3 separate regions of the Mus musculus genome follow, and all the other regions are linked to region 3. Evidence: chromatin loops called from intact Hi-C (ENCODE). Cell type or tissue: heart. All regions are shown on one strand. Each heading gives the region's core, and the rest is flanking DNA. Links, peaks and the distances in the headings are about the cores only.

Evidence for each region. Peaks named below come from ENCODE experiments on the same cell type or tissue, not always from the same donor. Only the 100,000 strongest peaks of a DNase experiment are listed, where the experiment ranks them.
Region 1: a loop joins it to region 3, with 2.7 times the contacts of the local background. A loop is called at or near these places in 2 of 42 quality-filtered maps.
Region 2: it touches region 3 in a loop (2.1-fold over the local background); 18 of 42 quality-filtered maps call a loop at or near these places.

Annotation. Positions count from the first base shown.
Region 1 is chr17:24,714,206-24,723,938 of GRCm38, forward strand. Rnf151 (ring finger protein 151) reads right to left here and starts at 3,852. Exons shown (of 4, transcript NM_026205.3): 1 at 3,778-3,852; 2 at 3,258-3,403; 3 at 2,861-2,957; 4 at 1,634-2,504. The coding sequence starts at 3,780. The coding sequence ends at 2,031. It overlaps Rps2 (ribosomal protein S2), which reads left to right and starts at 5,858. Exons shown (of 6, transcript NM_008503.5): 1 at 5,858-5,927; 2 at 6,068-6,247; 3 at 6,329-6,526; 4 at 6,764-7,097; 5 at 7,418-7,509; 6 at 7,598-7,722. The coding sequence starts at 6,071. The coding sequence ends at 7,678. It overlaps Ndufb10 (NADH:ubiquinone oxidoreductase subunit B10), which reads right to left. Exons shown (of 4, transcript NM_026684.3): 2 at 8,450-8,588; 3 at 8,176-8,315; 4 at 7,855-8,015. The coding sequence ends at 7,912. Snhg9 (small nucleolar RNA host gene 9) reads right to left here and starts at 5,760. Exons shown (of 2, transcript NR_027900.2): 1 at 5,655-5,760; 2 at 5,326-5,402. It also overlaps Snora78 and Snora64. In heart, for the core only: a CTCF peak has its summit at 4,956 (motif pointing left); DNase peaks (open chromatin) are centred at 5,896 and 8,546; H3K4me3 peaks cover 4,570 bases; H3K27ac peaks cover 1,887 bases.
Region 2 is chr17:24,473,857-24,483,589 of GRCm38, forward strand. Mlst8 (MTOR associated protein, LST8 homolog (S. cerevisiae)) reads right to left here and starts at 5,222. Exons shown (of 9, transcript NM_001252464.1): 1 at 5,156-5,222; 2 at 4,464-4,602; 3 at 4,255-4,306; 4 at 4,007-4,169; 5 at 3,574-3,649; 6 at 3,325-3,477; 7 at 2,469-2,593; 8 at 2,190-2,353; 9 at 1-2,095. The coding sequence starts at 4,592. The coding sequence ends at 1,977. It overlaps Bricd5 (BRICHOS domain containing 5), which reads left to right and starts at 28. Exons shown (of 5, transcript NM_175682.3): 1 at 28-382; 2 at 549-704; 3 at 783-884; 4 at 1,134-1,287; 5 at 1,384-1,613. The coding sequence starts at 365. The coding sequence ends at 1,478. In heart, for the core only: CTCF peaks have their summits at 4,864 (motif pointing right) and 5,070; DNase peaks (open chromatin) are centred at 2,715, 4,088, 4,505, 4,965 and 1 weaker place; H3K4me3 peaks cover 2,018 bases; H3K27ac peaks cover 1,982 bases.
Region 3 is chr17:24,525,032-24,534,764 of GRCm38, forward strand. Traf7 (TNF receptor-associated factor 7) reads right to left here and starts at 2,907. Exons shown (of 21, transcript NM_001172113.1): 1 at 2,735-2,907. It overlaps Rab26 (RAB26, member RAS oncogene family), which reads right to left and starts at 8,716. Exons shown (of 9, transcript NM_177375.1): 1 at 8,346-8,716; 2 at 7,181-7,291; 3 at 5,755-5,796; 4 at 5,612-5,678; 5 at 5,360-5,412; 6 at 5,024-5,089; 7 at 4,883-4,939; 8 at 4,710-4,786; 9 at 4,023-4,612. The coding sequence starts at 8,552. The coding sequence ends at 4,510. Rab26os (RAB26, member RAS oncogene family, opposite strand) reads left to right here and starts at 3,220. Exons shown (of 2, transcript NR_045289.1): 1 at 3,220-3,405; 2 at 3,605-3,713. Gm33508 (predicted gene, 33508) reads left to right here and starts at 8,864. Exons shown (of 3, transcript NR_169077.1): 1 at 8,864-8,954. It also overlaps LOC115488833. In heart, for the core only: CTCF peaks have their summits at 4,299 (motif pointing right), 5,801 and 8,711; DNase peaks (open chromatin) are centred at 3,010, 5,640, 8,113, 8,750 and 1 weaker place; H3K4me3 peaks cover 5,816 bases; H3K27ac peaks cover 4,480 bases; H3K27me3 peaks cover 714 bases.

The DNA of each region.
Region 1 (9,733 bases), core at 722-8,721, 190 kb after region 3:
TTTGTAGGCCAGCCTGGTCTACAGAGTGAGTTCCAGGACAGCTAGGGCTACACAGAGAAACCCTATCTCAAAAAACCAAAAAAAAGAAAAAAAAAAAAAAGAAAAGAAAAAAATTCTACCACCTGGCAACAAGACAAGGACATGATAAAGAAATGTCCTGCTTGGCCTCTGTATAATCAAACTCCATTACCCACTGGAAGTGACCCTAGGGGCACCAAAGGAAATGAAATCTGGCAGATGGATGTGTTTTATTTTGCAGAATTTGGAAAAGTTTGTACACTGTACCACTGATAAATACTCAGAGTTTCAAAGGGCAACTATTTTGTATTCTGAAAAGGCTGCTCAAAACAAAAACAAACAAACAAAACAACCAAGCCGGGTAGTGGTGGCGCACGACTGTGATCCTAGCACTTGGGAGGCAGAGGCAGGTGGATTTCTGAGTTTGAGGCCAGCCTGGTCTATAGTGTGAGTTCTAGGACAGCCAGGACTGCACAGAGAGAAACCCTGTCTCGAAAAAAAACAAAAAAACAAAAAAAAAAAAAAAGGGTGATTCTGTGATTACATATTTACTGGAAGTAATGACTATCATGAGGTACCTGTGCAAATTAAGGCTGACAGTGCTCCCACATATGTCTCCAGTAAGAGGAAGCAGTTCTTTGCATACTATAAAACACATTCCAGGTATAATATACAATCCTACAGGACAAACAGTTGTATTAAGATCTCTTTCACTGAGCTGGAGAGATGGCTCAGCGTTAAAAGCACTGACTGCTCTTCTAGAGGTCCTGAGTTCAATTCCCAGCAACCACATGGTGGCTCACAATCATCTGTAATGGGATCTGATGCCCTCTTCTGGTGTGTCTGAAAACAGCTACAGTGTACTCATATAAATATAATAAATAAATCTTAAAAAAAAAACAAAAACAAAAAGACTGCCTGTTGAATACACACCTCTGTGTATGAGACATTGCTTTGGACACTTGGGACGACACCAGGGAAGAAAACAGACATCTTTTATTGTTTTGTATGAATGTATGGGTACCATGTGTGTGCCTCCTAGCCCCAGAAACCATAAGAGAGGATCAGAGCCCATGGAACTGGAGTAACAGATGGTTGTTAGCCACCATGTACATGGTGCAATCAAGAAAACTGAATCCTGTTTTAGAGCACTGAATCCAGTGATCTTAACCTTTGAGACATCTGACCTTTTGTTTTATTGAGACAGAGTCTATGTAGCCCCAGCTATCCTGGAATTTGGTATGTAGACCGGGTAGGCCTTGAACTCACAGAGAGCCATCTGCCTCTGCCAGAGTTCTAAAGGTGTGCAGCATTATTCGTGGCTTAAAACTCTCGCTCTTACATAGCTCACATTTTCAATGGACCAAGTAGGGTATCCAGGGAGGAGAGAAAATTCACAGTACTTAACGCAGATTAAGTGTCAATGCAGATTTAGCAAGGGAGGGCAGAGGGCAGGAGGGAGCATTGTACGTTAGGTAGTAAAGCTGCGTCAACATCTGAGCTATTGAAGTTGTAAAGCTGTGGCCTGTGGTCTTCTGGGCATGGTGCTTTGGGCTCAGAGCCGGTTGGCTGGCTTTGAGGAATGCAGAGGAGACTAAGTACAAGAGAACACAGATTTCTTTAACTTCTATTCTTCATTAGGATTTTGAGTCATTTGTAGTACCAGCTAGGAAGCTATTAAGTCTGGTAGGAAAGTGCAGGAGACCCATGGAGAGACAAGGTGGGTTAACGAAGAAGGGAAGAGCTTTGCAGGATGGGGACTATTCAGTGATAGATCTAACCGGAGAAAGAAGTGTCTGGGAGGTGGTGGGGTGGTGGTGACACAGCCAGAGCTACCGAGAAATCCTGTCTCAGTGGGGGAAAAAAAAGTCTGGGAGAACAGTCCAGGGAAGAAAGGGCAGTGTCTAATATGGAAGATTTGCAGGGATGACAAGGACAACGGAACAGAGAAGGCAAGGAGGACTTGAGGTGTGAGGTGGGCCAGGCCTGGGTTCAGTGTTTATTTAACTCCTCTATAAGACACTTTGGCCCTGCGTACCCCTCATCTCAGCCTCCGGGGTAACCTCAGTCTCTTGCACCTGGGCATTCAGGAGCAGGTTATCATCATCCTCCAGGAAGTTGCTCAGCTGTGCCAGCTGCTGGTGGATGATGCTGGTGGTGAGGTGCACCCGGCGTACACGCCCCAGCAGGCCCAGCAGCAGGGTCCGGTTGCGCTCATGGCGTTGGACCCAAGCATCACGTAGCTCGCGGTAGCAGTTGTGGTGCTCACCTTCCAAGGCAGCCAGGGTGGACCCACAGCCTAAGGGGCAGCGCTGCTGTCCATTCTGCTGGCAATGCTGGCGGTGTTCATCCAGGACCCCTCGCAGCACCTGCACAGTGCAACCCTCATTGGGGCAGGCCATCAGCTCAAAGGGGCATGAGTCCTGATGCTCCTTGCGATGAGCCAGAGGGTGTGTGTCCAAGCAGCCGGCTGCAGCGTTCTTGCACTAGGGAGTATGAGAAAGCTCAGTATGGATTAAACTAGGTTAGTCACTGCTAGCTGGGGCTCCCAGGTGATCCTTAATCTATGGTAATCCACAGACTATGAAACAAGCTCTAGAGCTTCCTGAACTTTTGTGATTCCAAGCTTTTTCATTTTATAAAGTTAGAGGGCTGAAGAGTAATGGCAGATTCATAATTCCTACCTGAAGTTCTAAGGGACAGGCACAGCAAGTGGTAGACTCATACTCTTCTGTCATCTCAATGACCTTTGGCCTACTCTTGGTTCTTTCCACCTCTTCTGTTCCTACCACCCCCAGCCCCCCACTGCCACAGGAGGATGGGAGTGGATGCTCAGAGCTACCTTGACTTGTAGGCGGCCAATGGTTTTTCGGAGTTTATTCACTTCGACCATCTTTCTCCTTGTCACCTCTTTTCTACAGCATGGACAGGTGTTTTGTCTAGAAGGAGACATGAGTATGATGGTGGAGGTCATATGCGTGCCAGAGCAAGTCTTCATGGGGAAACCCAGCTAGCCCCTCCTTTCTGTCTGGAGGCATAAAGTGGGCATTACAGTGAGCTTTTTGCTCCAAGCTGAAGCTAGGGACTTCAGACACATGGAGCCAGGGCACACACATGCTTAGTGTCCTAGACTTTGTAATTGAGTCTTATAGCCATTGGAACCCAGCTTTTGGTAGACTTTCCCATTCTTGGCCACAGGAATGAGCCCCCAGCCTCACCTACCTGCATTCCCGACATACCTGGCTAGCCACCTGAAGATGCACTTTTTACAGAAGATGTGACTGCACGGCAACCTCGTTGGCCTCTTGAGAACCCCATGGCAGACAGAACACAGGAACTTGCAGTCAGGAGGGCTGGCAAAGAGGTTGAGATCGTACCCACCACTCTGCAAAGACCAGGTCAGCGTTAGGGCCAAGCCTCCAAGCCCCTGCCACAAGTACTAATACCAGCCAGATAACCCTGCAATATTTTGATAGGGAGGACGGCTATCCAAAGAAATTTAAGGACAGAGCTTAGAGGGGTCTGCACCCACTTCAAGGGTGGATCTGTGGGGGCTGACTCCCAAGACTGCCAACTCTTGCCTGAAGAAGCTGGAATGTTTCTAGTACATACCAGCTAAGAGCCTTCTGAAAATTTTTTTGTCCCAGAAAAGGACTGTCATCCATTCTCAAGAGGGAGATAGAATCTATTTCTAGATAGTTGGGCATCTGCCTGGAATTGAGTACAATCTCAGAGCTGGTGAAGAGACGGGGGGCTCACCATGATCTGTATCTGGACAGCAGCTCCACTGAGACCAAGAGTTCAGGAGCCTCCATTTGACAGCACGTGTGGACTGACATCACAGTGGCATTGTCCAGCGTGGGCCAATCACAGCTCTGCTCCAGAGCCCACTGGAACCTACTTCATGACCACCTACCCTTAGCTTCCCTCCAAAGGTGGGTGGCCTCAATTCAGTAGTCTATGGATTCATTGTGTTGCCTTGGTTGTGGCTGACAGCTAGAGAACCAAGCTTGTAGAGGCTGGTTCCCTGAAGCCAGCAAGATCCCAGCGGCTCCTCCACTGACTGGGTACTCAGTTTAGGTGTTGAAGTTCTCCACTAACATCCCTTCATCAAGAACCAAGTTCTAGCTGGGCGGTGGTGGCGCACGCCTTTAATCCCCCCACTTGGGGGACAGAGGCAGGCAGATTTCTGAGTTTGAGGACAGCCAGGGCTACACAGAGAAACCCTGTCATGGGGGGAAAAAACAAAAAGAAGTTCCATGGCAGGAGATTCATCTGTGGAAAAGCCCAGAGGTTTTTCAACTGTAAATTGAAAGCCTTTGGGTAGACAATGGAGTTGTGAATATAGTGAAGTGTTGTCTTTTCCCCTTGGGTGTAACAAGGTCTCCATATTGGTACAGAGGTCACACTGGCCACATAATCATAGTAAGGACATGAGGTAGGTCTAAGACAACAGTAGTGGAGCTGCTAACATTCCATCAAAGTCTTCCTTTTAGCCAGGCCGTGGTGGTGGTACATTCCTTTAATCTCAACAGAGGAGGCAGAGGCATCTCTTTGAATTTGAGGCCAGTCTGATCTAAAGTGAGTTCCAGGACAGCCAGAGCTACACAACGAAATACTGTTTCATACCCTTTCAGTGAAGGCCATCTTGGGAGCTACAACAGTATACATAAAGGCCACTCCAGGTCATGATCTGACCTGGACTGTTGTGGGGCCACACGCTCAGTAAACTGAGATTTTTATTGGTTTACTAAGGTGAACTTTAGTGGTCACCACTGGTACCCTACTTGAAAAAAAAATGCAAACACATTCCTGTAAATTTATTTTAGCGTAGGTGGTCATCTTTTAAAAAACGTCGGGCTGTGGCTCAGTGGGTAAGAGCACCGACTACCCTTCCAAAGGTACTGAGTTCAAATTCCAGTAACCACATGGTGGCTCACAACCACCCTTGAGATCTGATGCCCTCTTCTGGTGTGTTTGAAGACAGCTACAGTGAACTTAAAATAATAAATAAATCTTTGGGCCAGAGCAAGCAGAGGTCCTAAATTCAATTCCCAACAACCACATGAAGGCTCACAACCATCTGTACAACTACAGTGTGTACTCACATACATAAATCTTTTAAAAAAATGTCTCGTCGGGCGTGGTGGCGGACGCCTTTAATCCCAGCACTTGGGAGGCAGCGGCAGGCGGATTTTTGAGTTCGAGGCCAGCCTGGTCTACAGAGTGAGTTCCAGGACAGCCAGGGCTATACAGAGAAACCCTATCTCGAAAAACCAAAACCAAAAAACACCAACATACGATAAGTTAGGTTAAATCACTTTATTTGAGAAAAGAGGACAATTCTTGCGGGAGGCGGCGGCAACGTCCATATCCAGGGGAACCTGCGAAATAAATGAGGCGGTTAAGACTGTGGCCACAGGGCGGACCGCGGGGCAGCAGAGTCGCTCTGGAATGTAGGGGCCTGGGTTTCACCCTCCCACACCGGGGCAGCGGGCGGTGAGCTGAGGCCTCTGTGGCTCTGGGCGCCGAATCTCACCCCCGGCTACAAGCCAAAGCCGAGGGTGATTTTCAACGAACGCCCATTTACTGGATCAACTGCGTAAGCCTGGAGAAGCCCGTGAGGAGCGACTTACCCGAACACGCCAACGTCGCCACGGGTTCCTGGACACAAGCGGGACGGCCCAGCGCGGGCGCGAGTATTTATACGTCCTTCCGGCTGGTGTAGGGCGCGGCTTCGGCGAGGGAAAGTCCGCAGGCGCAGACAGATCACGGCGGGGGCGGGACAAGACGCAGCCAACCACAGCCTGCGGGTGCTGTGCGTAGGCAGTCGAGATCTCGCGCTTCTTGGAGCACTATAAATTGTCCCTTCCGCGGCGCCTCCCTCTTCTTCTTCTTCGGGAGAACACGTGAGTCTATGTTGCTGGGACCTGGCTTTGCGGCCTGGGCCGTGGGAATCCGTGGACATCCGGACAGACACAGTTTTGGCAGGACCGCACAGCCTAGCGTTCTGCTGATTTCCTTTTTTTCCTCTTCTTTTTGTCACTAGCAAATGGCGGATGACGCCGGTGCAGCGGGAGGGCCCGGAGGACCCGGGGGCCCAGGATTAGGTGGCCGCGGCGGCTTCCGCGGAGGATTCGGCAGCGGTCTTAGGGGCCGTGGTCGTGGCCGAGGCCGTGGCCGTGGTCGAGGCCGCGGGGCTCGTGGAGGTAAAGCTGAAGACAAGGAGGTAGGTCTGGGCCGCTGGCGGGGCGGGCTGCTCGCCCCTGCACCGAGAGGCAGCCCTTTGACTGGTGTCTTCTTCCTTCAGTGGATCCCCGTCACCAAGCTGGGCCGTCTGGTTAAGGACATGAAGATCAAGTCCTTGGAGGAGATCTACCTGTTCTCCCTGCCCATTAAGGAGTCTGAGATCATTGATTTCTTCCTGGGTGCGTCCCTAAAGGATGAGGTTCTGAAAATCATGCCAGTGCAGAAGCAGACTCGGGCTGGCCAGCGGACCAGGTTCAAGGTTGGTTAAGATTGCTTTTTTGGCCGTGAGGTTGAGCAAAACTCTCTCACTCTGCATGGTTACACAAGGTTTTACCCGTGTGACTTTCGTACGGAGAGAGAGAGAAAACGAGTTCCTTCAGGACTTTGGATTGGCCTCACAGTGGCCTCTCTTGCCTAGAGGAGCACCACAGGTCCTCTTTGGGATGTGCTGGTGCCATGACCTGTCTCCAGCCATTTCACCTAAGTCTTCTCATAGGCTTTCGTCGCTATTGGGGACTACAATGGTCACGTTGGTCTTGGTGTTAAGTGCTCCAAGGAGGTTGCCACTGCCATCCGAGGGGCCATCATCTTGGCCAAGCTTTCCATCGTCCCTGTGCGGAGAGGCTACTGGGGGAACAAGATTGGCAAGCCCCACACTGTTCCATGCAAGGTGACAGGCCGCTGTGGCTCTGTGCTGGTGCGTCTCATCCCTGCCCCCAGAGGCACTGGCATTGTCTCTGCTCCTGTGCCCAAGAAGCTCCTGATGATGGCCGGTATAGATGACTGCTACACTTCAGCCAGAGGCTGCACTGCCACCCTGGGCAACTTTGGTAGGTATCTCACAATTAACTGTGGCCTCTCTTAGCTCTGCTGGATCACACAGGTCCAGTGTGTGGTTGGTGTCTTTTTGTTTGTTTGAGACAGGGTTTCTCTGTATAGTCCTGGCTGACCTGGAACTCACTCTGTAGACCAGAGACTGGCCTCAAACCGAAATCTGCCTGCCTCTGTCTCCCAAGTGTGTGCGCCACTATGCCCGGCTTAGGTTGCATGGCAGACCTGCCCCAAGGTGGCTTCTCTGTTCCTAGGATTGCAACAGCACCTTGGTGGGCAGGACTCTAATGAAGCCACCAACCCTCTTACTATTTTACAGCTAAGGCCACCTTTGATGCCATCTCCAAGACTTACAGCTACCTGACTCCCGACCTCTGGAAAGAGACTGTCTTCACCAAGTCTCCTTATCAGGTATTCGGATTCGGTTGGTGTGTTTGCCTTTATCTTATCTGAGTTTGGGGCATGCTGCTGTATACTAAAGTCTTGCTTCTTTTTTTAGGAATTCACGGATCATCTTGTGAAAACCCACACCAGAGTCTCTGTTCAGAGGACCCAGGCTCCAGCTGTGGCTACCACATAAGGGTTTTTATATGAGAAAAATAAAAGAATTAAGTCTGCTGATTATTATGTTTTTTTTTGTCTGTCTCCCCCATACATGATACTATGTAGCTCTGGCTAGCCCAGAGGTTTCAGTAGACTTGTCTAATACAACCTGAGAGGATATGGCTGTGTGCAATTTAGTCACCAGAAACACAGTTTATGTCCAAAACTCTTGACTTTATTTTTAGCAGTGGAATGAAGAGTTCTGGTCACCTAGGCAGCAGCCTCCTGCCTCGCAGCCTTCCTTTCTTCCAGCATCCTCTGCTTCTGCTTTGCCAGACACTTTCTGGCAGAATAGTAGGCTCCCAGGTCCAAGTCTGGAAAAGAGATTAGGGAGGGGGGCATGGGGAGCTGTTAAATGAGCTTGGTAAGGTCTTAGAGGCTGAGAAAACTCAAAACTGATCCCCAGCTGCCTAACAGTTAAATAGGTGGGGAAAGCTGGAGAGGAAAGGGTTGGCACAAAGCTGGGGGGCTCACAGCGGTCCTGGTAGGCTTTAGTCACTTTGGTGAACTGCTCCAGTTCCTTGGCACAGTTCTGCTGGTAGTTCTCTCCCTCCCTCTGCTGACAAGCCTTCAGTCTCTCCTGGATGATGTTCATGATCTCCTGGTCAACTTTGCTGAAAGATTAGGAGAAAAGTGCCTGTCTCAAGAATTTGAAAGGGTAGAGGACTATTAACCTCAGCCCAGGGAATCAACATTTCAGGAGAGATGGGGTTCCAATAGTGCCCAGTGTTCCCTGCTGCTTACGTACAAGTCCCTTCTCCACTGCATCTCAGCCTCATAGATACACAGAACATCACCCTCTTTGCATTCTGTGATGTCTGGCACTCGACGGTACTGTCGGTGGTAGTAGTAGGTTCGGTTCTTGGCATGCTGTCGTTCAATAAACTCTGCGGAAGAGAACACCTTGAACCTTGGCCTGTCAGCTGAAGCAGCTTGAGGCGAAGGGTCTGTAGTCCCAAACTGGCCGGGCGTGGTAGCGCACGCCTTTAATCCCAGCAGAGGCAGAGGCAGGCAGATTTCTGAGTTCGAGGGCAGCCTGGTCTTCAAAGAGTTCCAAGACAGCCAGGGATACACAGAGAAACCCTGTCTCGAGAAAACCAAAAAAAAAAAAAAAAAATAGTAAAATAAAAATAAAACCAAACCCAAAAATACAAAATAAAGTCCCAAGCTTTTACAGACCCCACAATTGAGCCCAACTACCCATGGGGTGGGGTGGAGTTGAATAGGCAAGGAGGCTCTATTAGGAACTCAAGCAAGACCCAATGGCAAATTACACAGCAGAGTTCCAGACACAGACATTTCTAAGATGCTACCCAAAAATGTAGTTGACCTTACTGCAATAATGCACTTGGGACTGGCTTGAAAACCATCTTTCTAACCCAAGGACCACCTGTAAGCCAGGGACAGTGACAAGTGTCTAACCCAAGCTACTGAGCAGCTGATAAAGATATTTGCTATGTTTGTTGTCCTGTATAACATTGGAGATGCTGTCTCACAAAGAAGCCACCACAACCGGACCCTCAACACTAAGGAAAAAAAAAATCTTAAGCATGCTGTGCACCCCTAATGCTGGATAAATGAGCTGCTTTGCTTAAGCCCAGCCTGATCCAGCTGCTGCCCACCGTTCTGGCAAACAGGTTGAGTGGATCGTTCTCTGGGACCAGGGATAGACATTTAAAACACGGCTTTGCCAGGTTAAACTGTGGTCCAAAGAGAACAAAATTACCACCCTGGTCATGCAGACGGATACAAACGGTCCATTTCAACAAGGGCTTATTGACTGGCTACTTGTGTACAACAAGGAAAGCTCCTTGCAGGTGGGTTAGATTCCTGTTTTTGGTACTTTTGTACCAGGCTGGCCTCAAACCCAGAGATTCACCAGCCTCTGCCTCCCCAGTGCTGGGATTAAAGGCATGCACCACAACCTCCCGGATTCCAACCTCCACCGCTTAAAAGAACGACCGGGGTCGACGAAAGGTTAGTTGGGGTTCTGCTGAAGACAGAAAGGATTATAGACAGGGTAGTCCCGGAA
Region 2 (9,733 bases), core at 1,022-9,021, 51 kb before region 3:
CAAAGGCATCCTGAGGTTTCCCTGGCTGACTCCTCCAAGGGGCTGCAGACAATCAGTGCATTGTCAGCAGGGGCTGCAGCATGAAGCAAGGGCGCATCCACACTGAGAGCCTCAGGTCCAAGCCTGCTGAGGTAAGTCTCTACCACCCCCAAGACAAGAACTCAGGGATGCCATAGAAGAAAGGAATGTTACCACATACCATCCTCAGCCCCTTCCCTGAGTCTCTAAGCCAGAAGCCCCACGGCCAGTACTGTGCCCTCAGGTGAAGACCAAACCCTGCCATAGGGGCTGGAGAGCAGCAGGCCTGCTGCTGCTGCTGACACTGCTCACTGCGGGGGCCGTGGCTGGGGGGCTTCTTGGCTTCATGTACAGCTCTCCCAAGGTAAGCACCTCTTCAAGCCTCGGGGTATGCAGAGTGGGAAGAGGGCAGGAAGGCCAGTACCTGTCAGTTCTCGCATGGGGCCAGGTCTAGATACCAGCCTCGAGCAGATAGAGAACCAGAAGGATGTGGAAACATAGGTTAAGGCTGAATCCCAAATATCCCTTAGCCGTTGCTGCAGATGCTCCGAAAGACCTTCCCGAGCTCCAGGGTACCCTGGCCCAACCAAACTACTCTAGTGGATGTGGCCCAGAACATGGCAACCATCGTGGTGACTCCGTTTCAGAGCAACCACAGCTGGGCTGTGCTGTTTGACGGGCAGAACGTGAGTGGGCTTGGGAGAGAGAGAGAGTGGAGGTGTCAGGGGTGGCCTCGACTTACCTATCTGCCCCGCCACCCCCAGGGCTACATCTGTTACCGCCCTGCAGAGCACCAAGCCTGCTTCCTCCGTCTGATGGAAGCCCAAGATTGGGAGACCCTGCAGCTGCTGCTGAACACTTCCAGGGTGAGCAGTACTACTTGGCTTGCCACCCACAAACCCCCAAGGCCAGGGGATAAACAAAAGGTCCTCTGTGCAGTCCAGCTGGGCCAGCCAAGGCTCTGGTTTCAGGGGAACAGAAAGCTCTATTTTCCCCTGACTAAGGCTGTTGACAAGGGCAGGTGGAGGGGCCATCAGCCTGGGGTGGGCACCAATACCCTTCCCAGCCAGGAGCAAGGAAGTACTATACGGTGGTCCACCAGAGTCTTTCTGCAGGCCCAAGAGTCACATGTACCTGGCCGGGATACCCACTATGCCCAGGAGCTGCTGGCAGTTTTGGGGGGCCATACTGTGGACCCTACCCAAGTGGGAGTTTCAGTGCAACACCTTTGTGCAGACACTCCCATCTACTGGACCCAATGGGCAGAAGGTAAATTGGGATAGGTTGGGTGAAGAGGACTATGGCTCCTGTAGGACAGTACTGGGTAGGGGGCCCTTGGGATTCACGAAGTTCCCTTCTCCCCAGGGCCCCAGAGACAGCGGCTGATCTACCTCTGCATTGACATCTGCTTCCCGAGCAACATCTGTGTGTCTGTCTGCTTTTATTACCTCCCAGACTAAGACCCCCTACCCAAGCCCTCCTGGCCTTTGGTTCCATAGGCCAGTCCTGTCCCCACAGGTCAGTAAGCTGGCCAGGTCACCAGTACCTATGGAAGGCAGCTGACAGTAGGGATTAATAAACCCAGATTGCCTGGCCATAATGGTAATTTCTGAAGCAAGTCGGGGTAACATACCTGGAATACAGGCATTAACCTCTGACCTCCTCAACAGTCCCAAGTCCTCTAGGTCTAGTCTCTCTAAAGGAGCAAAGACTCCCAGTCCAGTCTGGCTTAGTGAGTGAGCTTTCTGACAACAAACTGGGCATGGAAAGAGTCCCAGCGTAGAGTAGCCAAAAAGTCTAGGTTGGCCAGGAGGGGCCTGCATAGTCCGGTCAGGTCCAACTGGCCTGACATGCTAACCTGAGAGTCTCACTTGGACCCGGGTATTGTTCAGATACATCCTCTTGGCGTCACTATACCAGGCAGTCCTGATTGCCCAATGCAGCCTCAAGGGCCAAGTCTAACCCAGCACACTGTCATTGAAGGCCAAGCAGACGACAGCTTTCTGATGGCCACCATACTCTCTCTTGATTTCTCCAGTCTCTACACACCAGAGCCGGGCTAGGTTGTCAGAAGAAGCTGTAAGGAGAGATCAGGCAGAAGAGAGCTAAGCAGCTGTGAATGGCCTCTCTAGTGGACTTGGCAATATGGGGATAAGGAGGGCAGGGCTCACCTGTGACAATGTACTGGGAATCCCCTGAGAAGGCACAGCCCCACATCCAGCCACGGGATGACTCTCCAGGGTTACTACTCTTGATGCTAAGCTCTGTCATCAGGGAGAAGTTGGATGTCCTCCAGATTTTACATGTCTGGTCAGCTGAACAGGTGGCAAGAAGCCTGGGGTTGAACATGGGGTGTCTCAGTAGCTACTACTACCTCATATCTACTTACCACACACCAGGTCATGCCCACAGCTTGTAGATTCCCCTTTCCCCCAGGACCGTACACGCACGTGGAATCAGGGCTGAAGCGGCATTGCAGGGCATAGCGTGTATGGGCTGGGATCTTGGTCTTAGGGATGAGCTGAGTCACATCGTCACCAATGCCCCCTGTCAGGTTCCAGACATAGCAGTTTCCCTATAAGATAGGAGGGCAGTCATTCAAAACCCAGACCCTCAGATATGGATTGGGGACACCTGGGCCAAGGCCTGAAGGCCAATGACATCCTGGGTCATGTCTATAGGAAATTTAGCCCCAACAAGGAATCGAGCCCAGCCAGCCAAAAGCAGGAGGTCACACTAGCCAAGTCAAACACAGCTCCCCAGAGGCTGCTGCTGGCCAACAGAGATGTGCAGGAGGGGAGGCAGTAACGAGGACACAGAGATAGATAATGTGACAACCCAAGGATGGGAGGAGGGAGTGCAGATACGTGGGACAAATGATGTTCTGGGATTTAAAAGGAAAATAGGAGACTAGAGATGAGAGCAGGGCCCAAACTAAAGCATCCACAGTCCATGAGGAGTTGCTTCTTAAGGTCTCAGAACAGTGCAGCTTGCCAGGAAGACTAAAGGATACTTGCATGGTTGAAGGGGGGCAGAACAGGCATCCCAGGAAGGCCACAGAGAAACTTATTAGTGTCAAGGATGAGCAAAGCCATGGACTGGAACACGAAAGGAGAAATAACTGGCCCTGATGGGTGGGGCTATGGCAGACCGCAAGGTGGACATGAGGAGTGGTACCCAGGTGCCTGACTTTGGGAGCTGGGTGGAAGCTCAGGGAGGCCTGAGAGAGAACCAGGGAGTCAACTCAAGTGCAGAAGATAAGGGGCTAGGTGCCAAGATGCCCCCGGAGCCACTCCCAGCACTCACGGCACTATTGACGGCTGCCATGTAGCTAGCATCTGGGTCGATGTGAGCAGACGTGATGGAAGACTCAGGCTCGGGAATCAGCTGCTCATTGTGGTCTGTCTTCAGGTCCCAGATGTGGATAGCACCGCTCTGATCACCCACAATGAGTTCTGCCTAGGATGTAGGGGAGGGAGGTGAAATGTAGCAATACTCTTGTCCTCTAAAGTCCCCACCCCACCCCTGACACCTGGCCCCATGAGCATTCCTCACCTGGTTGGGATGCAGACACACGCAATTAATGGGTGCGTTCACCTGGAAGATACGCTGACACTGCAAGTTCCGGGACCTGTGGGGAGTTAAGGTTACACATGGCTTCTAATGGATTTGATCCATGCCTCTACCAAAAGCCCCCATTCTCTGCTCAAAGGAGTTGCTTCTACCTTAGGAGAAATGGTTGTGAAGTTTAGCTCTTTCTCCACAAGCTTGAGGTCAGTGAAAAGGGAAGGAAAGTCTGGCCCCCTAGCCTCAAGGCAAGGCTAGCTCTCTGATGTAATTCTATTCTGCTTTCTACCTTCCCTCCATCGCCCGCTCAACCCCTCTTGCACTAAGACTAACTGATTGCAGAATAGCCTGCCCACAGACAATCCCCTGGCCTGCCCACTCCCCGGGCAGCCGTCCTCTTCAGCCCAACACACAACACCACCTGAGGTCCCAGATGCGAGCTGTGCAGTCCTCGCCACCTGTATACATCCAGCGACCATCCTCGTGAAAGCCCACTGATGCAATGTTCTTACTGACTCCGTCATAACTGATGATGGGGTTGGGGTTATTGGAGTTGAGATCATACATGCGGATATGTTGGTAACCTAGGGACACAGGGGGAATTGAAGCATGGGTGTGCCAGGTAGAACTACGGCCAGTAAAGGGTCAGAGGTCGAGAATCTCAGGTACCTGCAGCAGCAATCATGCTTCGGTCCGGAGTAATCTCCAATGCATTTACCTGCTGAGCATGTTAAGGATAACAGGAAGAGAACCCAGAGAGGGAAACCTTGGGGCTACAAGGCCATCAAGACCTCCACCACCTGGCCTGAGTTTCCCCAAACACATATCATTCATACTTAATTCTGGCCAGCACCATCCTGCTGCCAAGAGGAGGATACAGAGTCCTGATGCTGCACTGTTCGAGTGCAGATTCCACTGTGAGCCTGCCAAAAGCGCACCGTGTGGTCATAGCCTGCAGTTGCTAAGATGACAGGGTCACTGCCCACTGTGCCTGGGGTGGTATTCATTGTTTGATGGCTGGAGAAAAAAAATGAGACCTGCACTGGGCCAAGAGGTGATAAGTAAGGTCCAAAGGTCAAAACGTTTGGAGAGAAAAGATGTACGCATAACAATCTGCACACTACAGTGTACCGGTATTAACTTCACTTTAAAACTAAGAAAAATAAGAGTGTTCAGGGTCACGCTGACAGTCTCAAAAAAAAAGACTCCGGCTACTTTGCTCCCGGGAGAGTGTTCCTTCAGCTTCACCCTCACGCTTGGAGACGCCACCTCGCCAGCAGCCAGCAGGAGGCAGTCACACGCAGAAGGCCATCGCCCGGGCGCCGTCTCTCGCAAGGGTAGGCAACGCATGCGCATGGCGACTAAGGAAAAGCCCGGCACTGCTGCTGCTGAGCATGCGTAGTTGACCGGCACTGGGATCGGATGGGTGGGGGCGCTATCTGGCAGGACCCCCGCGCTCCCCAGTGCTCTGCACACCGCCCTGGCTCTGTGTTACCGGCCCGATTACCCCGACCGCACTCTCCTAGCCACCCAGTGGTCGGTAGCAGCCCTCATCCCGTGTCCCCCGTACCTTAACACACGCTCTGCACTCTGCCTTAGTCCAGGACGGCGAGGCGAGGAGGAGCTAGTCGATAGAAGCCGGGCCGAGCGTAGAGCTATCGATAGTAACTCCGGGCGAGACCATGGGTCCGGGGAGTGGGGGAGTTGAAAGGGATACCAGAGTTCTGAGACGAAGAACTCCAGAAGTGATCGTGCTCAGAATGGCCATCAGCCGCGACGCCACCCTTCAACTCACTGGGAACTACAGCCATGGTACTGCTGCCTATTTTCCAGACTTGGCTCCCAGAAGGAATTACACTGTCGTCGTCCCTCCACCCCCCGCAGACATACACAATCACCTACCCTACCAACCAAGCTAGAATTTCTAGGTAATGCAAAATTTTCAGATAAAAATCATTTTTTCTTTTCTTTTTTCCTTCCTTCCTAGCTTTTCTCTCTTTCCTTCTTTCTTTCTTTCTTTCTTTCTTTCTTTCTTTCTTTCTTAATTTCTTAATTTCTTAATTTCTCTCTCTCTCTTTTTCTTTTAGTATAGGCATATCTCAAACACTGTACTAAAAGAATTACTTTCTTACAAGAAGTTTGAATGCAACTGGGCAGTCTGTTACTTCTATTTGCTTTATCTGGTAGCCATAGTCTAGACCCTTTCAGCCTGATCCTGAGGGCACATAAGCTAGCCCAGAAACTCGTTTAAAACTGCAGACTCTCATGCCTCCATTTTTTAAAATTTTTAATAATACTTTTTATTTAACCCAATATATAAAAATATTCTTTTAACACATTCAACATAAATATTTTGTGCTTTTTTATTTTAAACTGAAATATAGTGTGCATCATGTTCTTGTGAATAGTTTCAATTTAGACTAGATAGATACATTACAAGCACTCAACAGCTTTATGTGTCTACTAAATAACATTGAACAGATAGGTGTAGAACATCTGATTCAAGAACAGCAAATTAGCCGGGTGGTGGTGGCGGCGCAGCCTTTAATCCCAGCACTTGGGAGGCAGAGGCATATAGGAGAGAATAATATTTATATTCCTAGCTGGGGAAAGCCTAGCTGGAATATAAATATTATTCTCTCCTATATTACATCCCAACTGCAGTTTCCTCTTCCTCCCCTCCCCCAAGCCTCTCCTCTCCTCTCTCCTCTCTCCCAGATTCACCCCACCACCACCACCACCAAGTACTTCCCCTCAGGAAAGAGCAGGCCTCCCAGGGACATCAACCAAACACACACAAGCTACAATAAAACCAGGCACATACTATCACTTTAAAGCTGAAAGAGGCAACCCAGCAAGAGGAGAAGGATCTCAGGCAGCAGAGTCAGGGACAGCCCAGCCCTGTTAGGATTCCAGAACACCAAGCTTATATGCAGAGGACCTAGGTCAGAGCCTTAGCAGCTCTCTGACTCTGCAAGACCCCAGGAGGTCCACCGGCCCCTCTGTGTTCTTGTGGTGTTCCTGACCCCTCTAGTTCTTCTAATCCCCCCCCCCTCCTCTGCAGGACTCCAAACTCCGCCTAGTATTTGGTTGTGGCACTCTGCATCTGTCCCCATCAGTGGCTAGGTGAAGTCTCTCTGGTCTCTTGGTGACAATTCTGCTATCATGCCTCCATTTTTATTACCCAGCTCTACAAAGTTGTCCTTGCTTTCTCATGATCTCTTCCCACTGCACCAGTAGATGGGGCTGCAACCCCCTTTCCCTCTAGCCACAGAGAGGGTAAGTCCAGCTCCTTAGCCAAGGCCGGTTCCCCTGTCTACACACCCAGGTTCCTGGTCATAGACACCCTCTTCCTATATCTCTCCCCAGTCCCTGTTTTACCTCCTTAGCATATTTTTAATATGGATTTTTGGTTTGGTTGCTCTGTAGACCAGGCTAACCTCGAACTCAAGAGAACTGCCAGCCTCTACCTCCCAAGTGCTTGGATTAAATGCATGGGCACAGACTCCCTCCTAGGTGTGTTTTGTATGTTTGTTTGTTTGTTTGTTTGTTTTTCTTTTTTTTTTCGAGACAGGGTTTCTCTGTATAGCCCTGGCTGTTCTGGAACTCACTTTGTAGACCAGGCTGGCCTTGAACTCAGAAATCCGCCTGCCTCTGCCTCCTGAATGCTGGGATTTAAGGCGTGCGCCACCACGCCCGGCTGTTTGTTTTTCAATCGGGATTTCTTTGATAACGTATAGTAACTTCAAATTTACAATGTAGCCAAGAATGACCTTGAACTTCAGGTCCCCTCTCCATCTCCTGAGTACTGAGATTACAGGTGGCTGTGTCACCACACCCAGTTTTATACAGTATTGGGGATCTAACACAGGGCTTTGCACATCAAATACTAGGCAAAAATAACTTCTGTTTCAATGCTAGCTCCAGCTTCCCTCATAGCATGGGCGCGTGCGTGCGCGCGCGCGCGCGCGCACACACACACACACACACACACACACACACACAATTCCAATACTCTCCTTACAGCTAAAATTCTCTCTCCTTCAAAAGGCCTCCCTTCCCATCTCCCCCTCAGCTCTCTGGGAAAATTCCTCAAGGCCACTGCCTTTGTCACACTTGGTTGATACATTCTTTCCACCTCTTGACCCTTGTGTACTGTGGTTTACAGAAAAATCTCATCTCACCCTTGTGCCTGAGCACCAGCACTGGATCTACTGTAGTAGTCTCTCTTCTTGGCCCCATCCCGCTCTGGACATGCTACCACTTTTTTTCTTGACCTTGCCCTAGGCTCTGTGGCTTCCCATGCCATCTTTATCCTGGTGTCTGGCCACGATCTCCAGCTCCCAGACTCTTGAAAGCACATCTGATTTTCTGTTACATATTGGAGATTTAACTCAGTACTTGCCTAGCAAGCACAAGGCCCTGGGGTGGGGGGCGGCACATATGGCACATAAATGCCAAAAAGAGGACACCATCTTCATTCAATGCCTAACCCAGTAGCCCCTCTATGAACAGTGTCCAACAATAGGTTATAGCTAGCTATCTTCCAGTATGTCCCTTATCTTTGCCCTTCTCAGCCACCAATTTCACCACCCACTCTTCACATAGTTTTTTAGTTGGTTTTTGTTTTTTTAAGGCAGGGTTTCTTTGTGTAACCCTGGCTGTTCTGGACTTGATTTGTAGACCAGGCCTCAAACTCAGAGATCTGCCTGCCTCTGCCTCCGGAGTCCTGGGATTAACACCATGCCCCATCATGCTTGACTTCCTCACAAGTTTTTTTTTTAATATTTATTTATTTTATGTATATGAGTACATTGTAGCTTCATGGTTGTGAGCCTTCATGTGGTTGAGAATTGAATTTTAGAACCTCTGCTCACTCAGTCTCTGCCCAAAGATTTATTTATTATTATACACAAGTACACTGTAGCTGTCTTCAGACAGACCAGAAGAGAGCGTCAGATCTCACTACAGGTGGTTTCTGGGATTTGAACTCAGGACCTTCAGAAGAGCAGTCAGTGCTCTTACCCGCTGAGCCATCTCGCCAGCCCTCCTCATGACTTTTTAAGTCGTGCTCTAGTCCCCATTTAACAGTCAACCCACTAACCAGGCTTGGTGGCACACGCCTTTAATCCTAACACTTGGGAGGCAGAGGCAGGCAGATTTCTGAGTTCGAGGCCAGCCTGGTCTACAGAGTGAGTTCCAGGACAACCAGGGCTACACAGAGAAACCCTGTCTCAAAACAGTCAACCCACTTACCACACCCCCTTCTTCTCCTCTTCTCTGTAACTTCATCTAGACTGGTTAGAACTTGCTCCATGACCAAAGATAGCCTTGACCCTTTCCTCTACCACTCAAGTGCTGGAATCACAGATGCCTTGTCCAGTCGTTTACAAACTGAAATCTGGCCTTACCAACCAACAAGAGTCTTCAGGGGTCCCAGAAACCTGGGTGTGGCCCCTACCTCTGCCTGAGTGCCACCCCCTCCCCTGTCTCCAGGCCACTAGCTCAGCAGAGGTTTCTCACCTCACCACACCCATTCTTTTTTTGTTGTTTTTTGTTTGTTTGTTTGTTTGTTTTCGAGTCAGGGTTTCTCTGTGTAGCCCTGGCTGTCCTGGAACTCATTCTGTAGACCAGGCTGGCCTTGAACTCAGAAATCCACCTGCCTCTGCCTCCCGAGTGCTGGAATTAAAGGCGTGCGCCACCACTGCCTGGCACCACAGCCATTCTTAGATCTAAGCCTGTGCTTAGAGTTTTCTTCCTCCACCTCTTCTAGCCAGCTCTTGGCTTTTAGCTTATTCCCTTTGATTTCATGAGCTTGCTCTTTGTGGGACTCTGCACTGTTTCAGATGAAATCACACAGCATAAGCTTACCCCTTTATTAAAGGTTTGTTTTTATTTATAGGTATGTGTGTCCGTCCATATTAGCATGCATACATGCATGCAGGTACCCCTTGAGTTAGGGGTTACAGATGCTTCTGAGCTGCCTGAGATGGGTACTGGGAACTGAACTCAGGTCCTCTACAAAACCAGCCATTGCACGTAACTGATAAGCCATCTCTTCAGTCCTCAAATTGGCCATTTAAATTGAATAGGTTAGGCCAGGGATGCAAATCTGTGGGTCATAACCTGCCTGACACATTCTAGGCCA
Region 3 (9,733 bases), core at 1,063-9,062:
AGGGTATTACAGCCAAGGTCCCCAGAGTGCCTTTGCTTACCTCAGACTTGAAGATCTCCCAGAATCTCTAAAAACCCTGGACACAAAAAACCTTTTGCCTCTTTCCCTCCCAGCTTCCCAGCTAGGCCTCCATCCTCAGTTTTCCTACTGTCTATACCCACAATCCCAACTCAGTGGGCGGGGGTCCCTTAACTTGCTTCTCCTGCCCAGTGTTCTGCTTCCTTCTTACACCCCATATCCAGCCTCTGTACCTGGCCTGCCCAGGCTGAACCCCTTCAGAGCTCAGTGAACTTCAATTCCCCTGCTGCCAGGGGCCCTAGCCTCACTTCACTCACATTTATTTGCCTTGTCTATGGTATAGGAATCAGGCTTTCTTTGTCTAGAAGTGCAGAGGACTTCCCAGGGGAGGAGAGTAGCCAGATCCGAGCACACAGAAAGAACACTCTGAGATATATGTCATCCCATCCCAGTGCCTTGCTGTCTCAAACAAATCCAACTGGTATCAAACTTGTGGCAGCAGGTCCAGGGATCTGCTTAAGTGGCTTTGACCCCCTTGTGTATGCTTCATCCCACCCCACAAAAGCTTGGGTAAATCACTAAAGTCCCAGGCCAGCAGGATGAAGAGCAGAGACCTCTCCAGCCCCACCCACACCTGCTTCCGGCACCCACAGCAGCTCCACTCATCAAGGCCGTTTCCCCTGCAAACGCGACCCCCTCTGGCATCCTCCTCTGGCTCTCTTGGAACTGGACGCGTTTATTTCTTGGCTTCTATGCTTCTATACTGTGACCTCCTCTGCTTGGGACTTTCAAGAATCATCAAGTCCGACACTAGCAGCTCAGTCTTAGAAGTCTATTTTCTTTAAGCCATTTACTCTTCCCTAGGACTGGCATTCTGGGATACTAAGAGTATCTGTTGAAGGATGGGGGTTTCTCATGCACAAGCCAGTCAGAGATCTGATAAACTGCTGGGTGCCTACAGATTTATGGGAATCCTTGTCTACAGTACGATACAACCAGCTGACAGTTCTTAAAAGCAGCCATAGGCTGGCACTTCACACATATGGCGCTTATGGTAGAGTAATAATGACCATGGGCTCTAGACTCAGACAGACCTGGGTTCAAATTCTACTTTGACCATGCAAGAGAGGAATAACTGGGTAAGTTGCGTGACCTTGAAGGAGACTGTATTTCTCACTATAAAACATTTTAATGGATCCAAGTCGGAAAGGAGCTATCAGAGGTAGCTTCAGCTCGACCTTCTTCCTATTTTCTGCACCAGGCATTGCTTCATCTGAGATGTATACCCTCTGGGGCTTAGAATAGGGATACCCCCAAAGACTGTTTAGTCTGACCCCCAAGGAACTAGAAGCCAGCCAGAAAGAAAGGGTATGGAGCTCCATTTGTTTCTAGTGTGTCAGCCTCAGCTCATTACTAAACACCCCGATCTTTCCTGTTCATTTCCTGAAAGACTCTGATGTACAGCTACAAGAAGTTATATCAAGGAACTTCTTGGATTTGGGCAATACTTTTGGCCACTCCTTCCTAGTCACCTTAGTCAGGCTGTACACAGCCATTCTCATTTCCTGAAGAGACAGCTGCAAATAGATTTAGGACCTCAGGGTACAGGGACTTGAGTTTCTGCAGAGAAACATGAATGTATAGAGGATCTTCAGGATTGTCTTTATGACTGCAGCAGCGCCTGCCACAAAGATCCTCAGGAAAGAGATCTGGGACATGGAGAGGCCCCTGAAGAACAAGGCTGCAAAGGAATGAGCCTGTGCGTGCAGGGAGCGGGGCAGGAGGGGAGATGAGACAGATATCTCTAGACCTCAGCCTCATCTGATCATGTTGGCCTGCCTCAAAAGAATCTAGGCTGGGACAACTGGCCTCTAGTGAGGGTTAGAAGACGCTGGTCTAGCTTCCTCACTATTTTACTTGACTCATAAATCATCACACATACCAGAGGCTCTCAGACTTTACCCTGCTCTGCCTCTTAACCTTACCTATCACTTACCTATACTTGCTGGCTTGCTCCTCTGACTCCCCCTGCCTGTAAGGCTCTTCCTGAAATGTCTCAAGACTGACTGCTTCTCCATCAGATCTTCAGCTAACTGTAGGTCTCCCTACCAAAGATTTAAGAACGCCCAATACTCAATACTTTATCTGTGTTCAGTTCCCCCCCCCCCGTAAAACTTATCACAGTTCCTCATGATTTTTAACTTTTTATTTTAACTAGAATAACAGTACTGCAGGTGAGTTGCCACAAGGAGACAGTTACCAAAGTCTTGAGACATTTTTGTCATAACAAAACAGGGCTGTGGGTGTTACTACTACCATTCAGTGAACAAACTCAGAATTGCTGCTGGACTGCGTACAATGCACAGGACCCTAGAGGCAGAATGGTCTGTCTCAAAACCGCGTACCAGATGAGCTTATCAGTTTGGAATCCGGTTCTCCGCCGACTTTCCAGAGCCTAGGATACTGCTTGGCACACAGGCAGCGCTCAAAAAAACATAGGAGTGCAAAGACAACGAAAGAGAGAGTGAAGGGAAGGAGTGACAGACGGATTTACTTGGAGTCAGGAGGACTTATAGAGGCTGAGACCCCAGCCGTCTCAGTCCCGCCCCCCAGGCTAGGCCCACGACCGCTCGCGACGCTCCCACAACCAGCCCGCGCTCCACCGCACTCCCCGGAAGAAGGAGCCCCAGGTCTTGTGCTCCGCGCACTCACTCACCCGCCCGCGGCTGCCTAGGAGCAGCGACTTCACCCACCGGCATCATCTTGCCCCTCTCGGCCCGCGGCCGGGAAAGGTTTCAGGATACAGGAGCCGGAAGTCCCGGGGCAGGTCGGAACTTGTAGTTCACGGACTTCAGGAACTCTAGGTGCTGCTTCACGCTTTGAGCTTCCTAAACTACGACTTCCGGCGACCTCTGTACTGAAGGACCGGATTGGTAGCTTCAGAATCACTCTATGTTGCACATTGGAATTTGATTGGCTAACTGAACTCGTCACTCATGGACTCAATGGCTCTACAACCGGGAGGATATTCGAGCTACTCAAAATACCGCCTCCAAAACAAAAGTCGCTGTACGATTGGTGGAAATTGCAGGACAGCTCGAGGAGCATATCAGCAGTGGAGGAAGGTGGGCACTTCCTCAGAGGTGGCCCAATCACATAAGGGGCAGTTCTATAAACTCTTGAGCCTCGCGAGCAGTCGCTCTTTTTGGGAGTGAGTGTGTTCGTGGTCCCTTTCATCTAGGTTTTGTAAGGAACGTTTTGGGAGTAGTGCTCGCCGAATGGAACTCAAAGGACCTCTGCTACAGATCTGCCTTCCTCCCGAGCTGAAGTGCTTTAGTCCTAAGGGTTTAACCCTTCCCCATTTTTCTTCTGACTCCATTTTTGCAGGTATGAACTGGTCGGGCCTGGCTTCCCTTTTCAGCCCCAAGCCCGTGATGAATTAATTTCTGACACCTCGTATGAAAACTGCATGCGTAGTCTGATTACATTATAAGACTGAGGCTTGGGCGCGACGTCACTAATTGGATGGGTTTTGAGTGAAAAGTTAACCAAAGTAAAGATTTATGTTTGATTTTTTTTTTTTCAGGGCATGTTGAGTCGGCTGCATCTAGAGATCCAACGAGTAGGAGTGTTGGCTGGTAAGCTGGGCATCCGTGTATCTGAGTTTCTTAGCAATAAAGTGAAATGCAATCTTACTGTGGTTTCAGACGTTGTGATTTCATGTGCTGATAGCACAGTGCCGTAGAGGCCCTGGTTTGGCGTCACACAGTCCGCAAAGGGGTTGACTAAGATATTCTGTTTGAATCATTCTAATCTAGGGTGACCTTATAAGCCAGCACTACTTAAGGAATAGGCTGTGGGGCACCCTAATCTTGATAGTAAACTATTCCTGTGGGAATTTTGGTGACGGTATCAGCGCATGTGTAAATTAAGTGTTTCCCCAGGTGAAGTACCTTTACCCCCCCACTAAGCCATTTTTGCCCCAGGAGGTGGTTTTCCACAGATGACACAAACTCCAGAAACACCTTTATTAATAGGGACTTAGAGGACAGGTTTTCACTCAACATTTGTGGCTTGGTGACTTTAGTACAAAGTGGAACGGACTGGGCCAGCCTGCTAAGTTGTGACTGGGTTCTATCATTCTGACCTTGCTGTGCGTCCCTATATCAGCCTCCTAGTGAGTCGGAAGCAGTCCAACAAATGGACAGTGACTGACATAGCCTTGAGTGGGGTCCTGTCTGAGCAGTGTGCTGCGTGTGGTCCCCCTCCTCACTTCTGGGAGTGCCCAGAAGAGGGCAGCAATGTGCTGTGGCCTGGTTTTTATGCTTCAAGACCATTTCTGGTGGCCACTGGGGCAAAGGGTAAGCATTAGCCTCTGGTGTCTTTGAGAAGACACTAGGGCATCCATCCTTTGAGGACAAGTCTATAGACTCGGGCAATTCTCAAAGGCAGAACTGCTTCCTCCAGCGTGGAACTGAGTTTCAGCAAGGTTCAGAGTCGACAGCAGGAGACCCCTCGGCCCTCCCTCTTAACATAGTCATGCAGCCTGAAGCGCGGCTCGCTGGGAGCCTTGGCTGATCTCTGTTTCAGCTCCCTGAAGAGCAACAGGGGAGGGGATGTAGATAACATAGAACAAGGTAGCCCACTTATCCTAGAATGTGAGGTAGTGTTTGTTCATTACCAGGACTTACTTTGCTATGGCTGTAAAAGCCAAGTCCACGTTGAGGCCAGTCCTTGCGCTGGTCTCCATGAAAGGTAGCCCATACTCCTGCAAATAGTTACTGCCAGCTAGGTGCTGGGCACCTGGGGGCAGCTCAGTGTCCCAATCTCAAGAACACCCTCATCGTCCTCCCTGTCGACTCACCTTGGCTAATTTCTCCCCATCTTCCCTCTTTACCACACGGTCTTGAGTAGAGTCAACCTGGCCAGGCACAGGGATTTCATTAGTGCCTGTCCCCGGTGCACCCTGTGGGCCAGGCTGGAGAGGACAGGCCCAGAGTCCTACCTTGTTCCCTAGCAGCATGAGCACCACATCCTGCTGGGCATATTCCTGGATCTCTGTCAACCAGGCCTGTATAGGGAAAGCTGAGGCCAGTCTCAGGGCTGGTCCTTGTGGCCTCTTGTGCCACACCTGATTGAGTGGCTTTGCTAGAAGCCCTTATTTATCCAGGTGGTCCTGCTAATGGAGCCAGGTGTCACCCAGGCCCGTTGAGTTAGCCAATAGCCTGGCAACCATGAGCTGAGGGGTTCATCATGTCTATCCTTCCTGTTAAGTAACAGGACTCGGGCTCCTGATGCCATTTAGACAGTCTTGATTCATTCCCCCACCAAGGCCACTGACCTGAATGTTGTCGAAGGAATCTTTGTTGGTGATGTCGTAGAGCAGCAACAGTGCTGGATATAGAAAGCAATGAAGACGTCCCTGGGGGGGGCCTGGTGGCTCCTAACTACCTGCACCCTTTTAGATACTCCCAAGTGACTGCATCACCCTCACCTGCTGTCCCATAAGTGTGCCTACTTGCCTCCTGCCCCCATGCCAGTAGGCAACCCACACTATGTGGAGGATAGCCAGACCCCATGTCAATGGGCTTACCGTGAGCATCTCGGTAGTAGGCATGGGTGACACTTCGGAACCGCTCCTGACCAGCTGTGTCCCAGATCTGTGGCAACAGGCACTGGTCATACTGCCCAACCTCTCTCCCTTGTGTCTCCAGCCCCACACTCCTGTCACCTCACCTGCAGCTTCACCTTCATGCCATCCACATCCAGAACTTTATTCTGAAACAGAAGCAGCCAGCAAGCAGTAAGGATGCCTGCCATCCTCTGGTGGAAGTAGGAAAGGCAGTAATAGAAGCAATGGATGGACTTCCCACTGAGTGGAAGTTGGAGGCCCTCCTATCCCATTCCTACAGTGCCTCCAGTGCCAACCCTGGGCCTCTGTTAACAAGCACGTACACCCCAGGTCATACCAGCTCCTACTTGTCAAAAGTGTGGAACTGTTAGTACACTTCCGGCATAAAGACAGATACTAGCTTAGGAGCACCTTCAACTTGAGCTCCTTCACCCTGCCTGGAGAAGCTGATTTTATCCCCTCCCCCCTCAGTCACTGGGACACCCATTTCCCAGGAGATGGTCTTATGCTTGTCTGACTCTCTACTGTGCCCACAGAGCCCAGATCTATGGTTGATATATAGGGGATATTCGTGAATTTGCTGTCTGCAAGTTTTCCAGATCGGTCCCTTTCAAGATGAGACACTAGACTAAAGTGCCATCCACCTGTCATCCCAAAGAAGGGCTGACTAGAGGGTGGAGCTACAGGAGGCCAAGCCTGGCTCTCCCTTTCTCCAGAGCTTCCAGATCTTGAGGGACCCAGGCTCAGCCTGGCATCTGCCTGGCACAGGAGGGTGCTTCGCCTTTCCTGCACCCTGAACAGGGGTGCAAACCAAGCAGCCCTACAAACCAAGAGGAGGAGGGGGAGGCCATGACAGGCAAGGAGACCCGTTTTCATGCCTCTCCTCCTCCCTCTGGTACTTCAGCCTTTACTTCACCCTAGACTCTTATAACCTAGAGGGCTTAAGGAGACCTACAGTCTTCCAGGCCTGTATAGGATAAAGAACAGGTCCCACTGGAGGGAGCCCCTTTTCCTGTCTCCAGAAATGGGCCTTCCTCCCAACCCCCTGCTAACTGGGTCAAATTAAAGGGTGAGAAAAAATGCAAATTCAGGATTTGCCAAGAACACACCAACACCTCAGCACATGAGATTCAGACTGGGTGGGGGTGGGGATGGGCTTTAACACTAGCACTCGAGACCCTGCCTGGGATCCTAAGGAGGTCTCCATATGCAAATGCAGGGATCTCCTGAGTGAACAGGCCTTAGGTTTTCTCTCGCTGTCACTATCCTGGAGCACAGCATCAACCCCTGGGATGAGAAAACGGCTTCCGCTGAATGCAGGCACTACCCTGGGTATTAGGAGGCTTCCCAGGACCCCCGGACTCTCAGGGGTGGGTGGCAGATGCTTTGGTAGCTAAGCTCCACCCCCTGGGCCTATGGACATGTCAGGAGATTGAGAATCCACAGCCAAGGGTACTAGGAGGACTATGTATAGGAACCATAGCACAGTGGGACCCAGTCAGAGCTCGGGACACCGGCCTCTACTCTCACCCGGAAGTCGATGCCCACAGTGGAGATGAAGGTACCAGCCAGGAAAGCCCCATCCTTGAAGCGCACAAGCAGGCAGGTCTTCCCCACACCGGAATCCCCCACCAGCATGACCTAGAACAGGCAGGAGGATCAGAGGATTCAGGCTTGGAGCCGAGGGCCTTGCCCACCTAGAGATGCTTCTGATCTGCCTTGAGCTGTGGGGGAGGCAGGAGAGGAAATGAGTATCCCAGGCCTGTAGGTTCAGCAGTGTGGACCCCAATAGCATGGATGCCCAGCTTCTCTCTCCCCCTCCCCACCCTCACCCCCGTTCACCCCCTATCACCTCTCCCTCCAACAATGCTGCCTCAGTCACAGAGAGTGAGGACAGCTGTCCCCATCCAGGACCTTACCTACCCCTCCTCCATGGACAACATGCTTGATCTGGGAGGGCAGCATTTGGGGCCTATGGGGAGCAGAGCCATGGGAGTGCAGCTGGAAGCTCCTAAGAGACCTTTGGGGACTCAGTATTGGGGGCCTCTTCGAATTCCAGCAAAGACACAAATCTCAGCAGCAAGGTTCGGAAGAGGTGTGACAGCTTTTGAAGTGAAGAGGGGGTAGGGATATCTGTGGGCCTGAGGGCCAGACCAGTGAAGTCTTTCCCACCCACATGATCCCTCAGGCCAATGTTTCAGGACCCAGTGATGGCCCTGCCTTCGGAGGTCAATTCACCTAGGCTTCAATTTTGTTCTGGTCTAGGGTGGCCTTGTTCTCTTCTCTCCCAGAAAAAGGACACTTACAGCCCCTTGGGGGGGTGAGGGAAGGCAGCATATGGATGGGAAATGATGAGACAGGAGCACCGGTAGGGGCCATAGATCCCAGAGGGACAGCTTCAAAACTCTGATCTTGCTTGGCCTTGCAGTAGATGGAGTGGGGGTAGGGCCCTGCCAGCTGTTGAATACCCCAGACCCTAGTCTAATAGTTGTGTTTGTGTGTGTGAGAGAGTGTACGCGCGCGCTCGTGCACGCACGTAGGGTCGCGTGACAATGTAAGGTACTGCCGTGCCATCTGCAAGGTGCTGTGCCAATTCAGCGCCGAGGGTCTGCAAGGCCCTGCACTCTTCCCCAGCGGCAGTCTAGGATCCAACGCCACCTGCTGCATTCCCATGGCGGGGAGGTGCCTGGCTCACCTTGAAAGCAACATCGTAGAAGTCTCCAGTGCTACCAAGTGAGGGCCGGATGGACTGCGGGGGCCCATTGGGCGGTGCCTCTGGGCCAGGGCGCACAGTCCTCGGATGTGCCAGACGTGGCCCATTGGTGGCGGCGGCGGCGGCGGGCAGCGTAGAGGTAGCCGGCTCACTCCCCCCCTTGCTCTTGGGGGTCTTCTTCCTGGACATGGTTCTCAGTGTGCTCCTGCTGCTACCGCTGTGTCCCGGGTTGTCCCACGCCCCGTGCCCGCCAAGACCGACTCGGACCCGAACCCGTCCCGCAGCGGCAGCGGCGGCGGCAGTAGCAGCAGCATCTCCAGCACTCAGTGCCTGCCCCGCCCCCGCGTCCCCACAGGCGGCGCAGCCATTCAGGCCCAGCCTCCCGCCACCACTGCCAATGGTCGCTCTGAGGCGGAGCCATGCAAATAAGTCTGTCGCTCCAGGGGCGGGGTCAAGAGGTCCCAAGAAGGCCTTAGGTGTGCATCCCAGGAGCATGCTCCAAGTGCACTGTGCTCAAAGGGCTCCAGTTGTCCAGTGAAGGAAGCACCAGGATCCTGTGTCCTCTCTTTGCCCCAGTCTTCAATGTCCCAGGTCAGTAACCTAGCTCAATAGACTAGTCCATGGACCTGGGACTACGATGTGTTCTGAGATGAGGATGCTGGGGCAGATGGCTTGCATGAATAGGCAGCCTGAGATTCAGGGTTTTTGTTTTTGTTTTTCTATCAGAGATACCAGCCATCTGACTACTTGTCCTCAATGCTATTCCCTCCAGGATAGGCAAATTTAAGAAGCTCCAACACTCATGCTTCACAAACAATCCCTGCTGCACCGAGCACTCTGGGCTCAGCTGATCAGAGGCATAACGGGCACGCTGTTCTTCCTCACGTATTTTTTTTTTTTAAGATTTATTTATTTGTTATGTGTACGTACACTGCAGCTGTCTTCAGATACTCCAGAAGAGATCGTCAGATTTTGTTAGGGATGGTTGTGAGCTACCATGTGGTTGCTGGGATTTGAACTCAGGACCTTCATAAGAGCAGTCGGTGCTCTTAACCACTGAGCCATCTCTCCAGCCCCATCTTCCTCACATATTTTGCCACCTGGGTTGAAGTACGGATATCTAAAGTGAGAAAGAAGTAGTTATCACAGCCAGCCAGCATCAGGCCTTCAGAGATAACCAAGGCATAGGTTAGGGTTAGGATTAGGGTTAGAGGTCTGCCCTGACAGCCTAGAAGATTGGAGGTCCCTTCCTAGAATTGACTGGCCCATGGTCTTTCCATCCTAGGTTCTCATCCAAGAGAGGTCTGTGTTGATTTTCTAAACCCCAAACTGGTTCAGGACCTGGTATACCCTTCTCCTGATTCTGACCC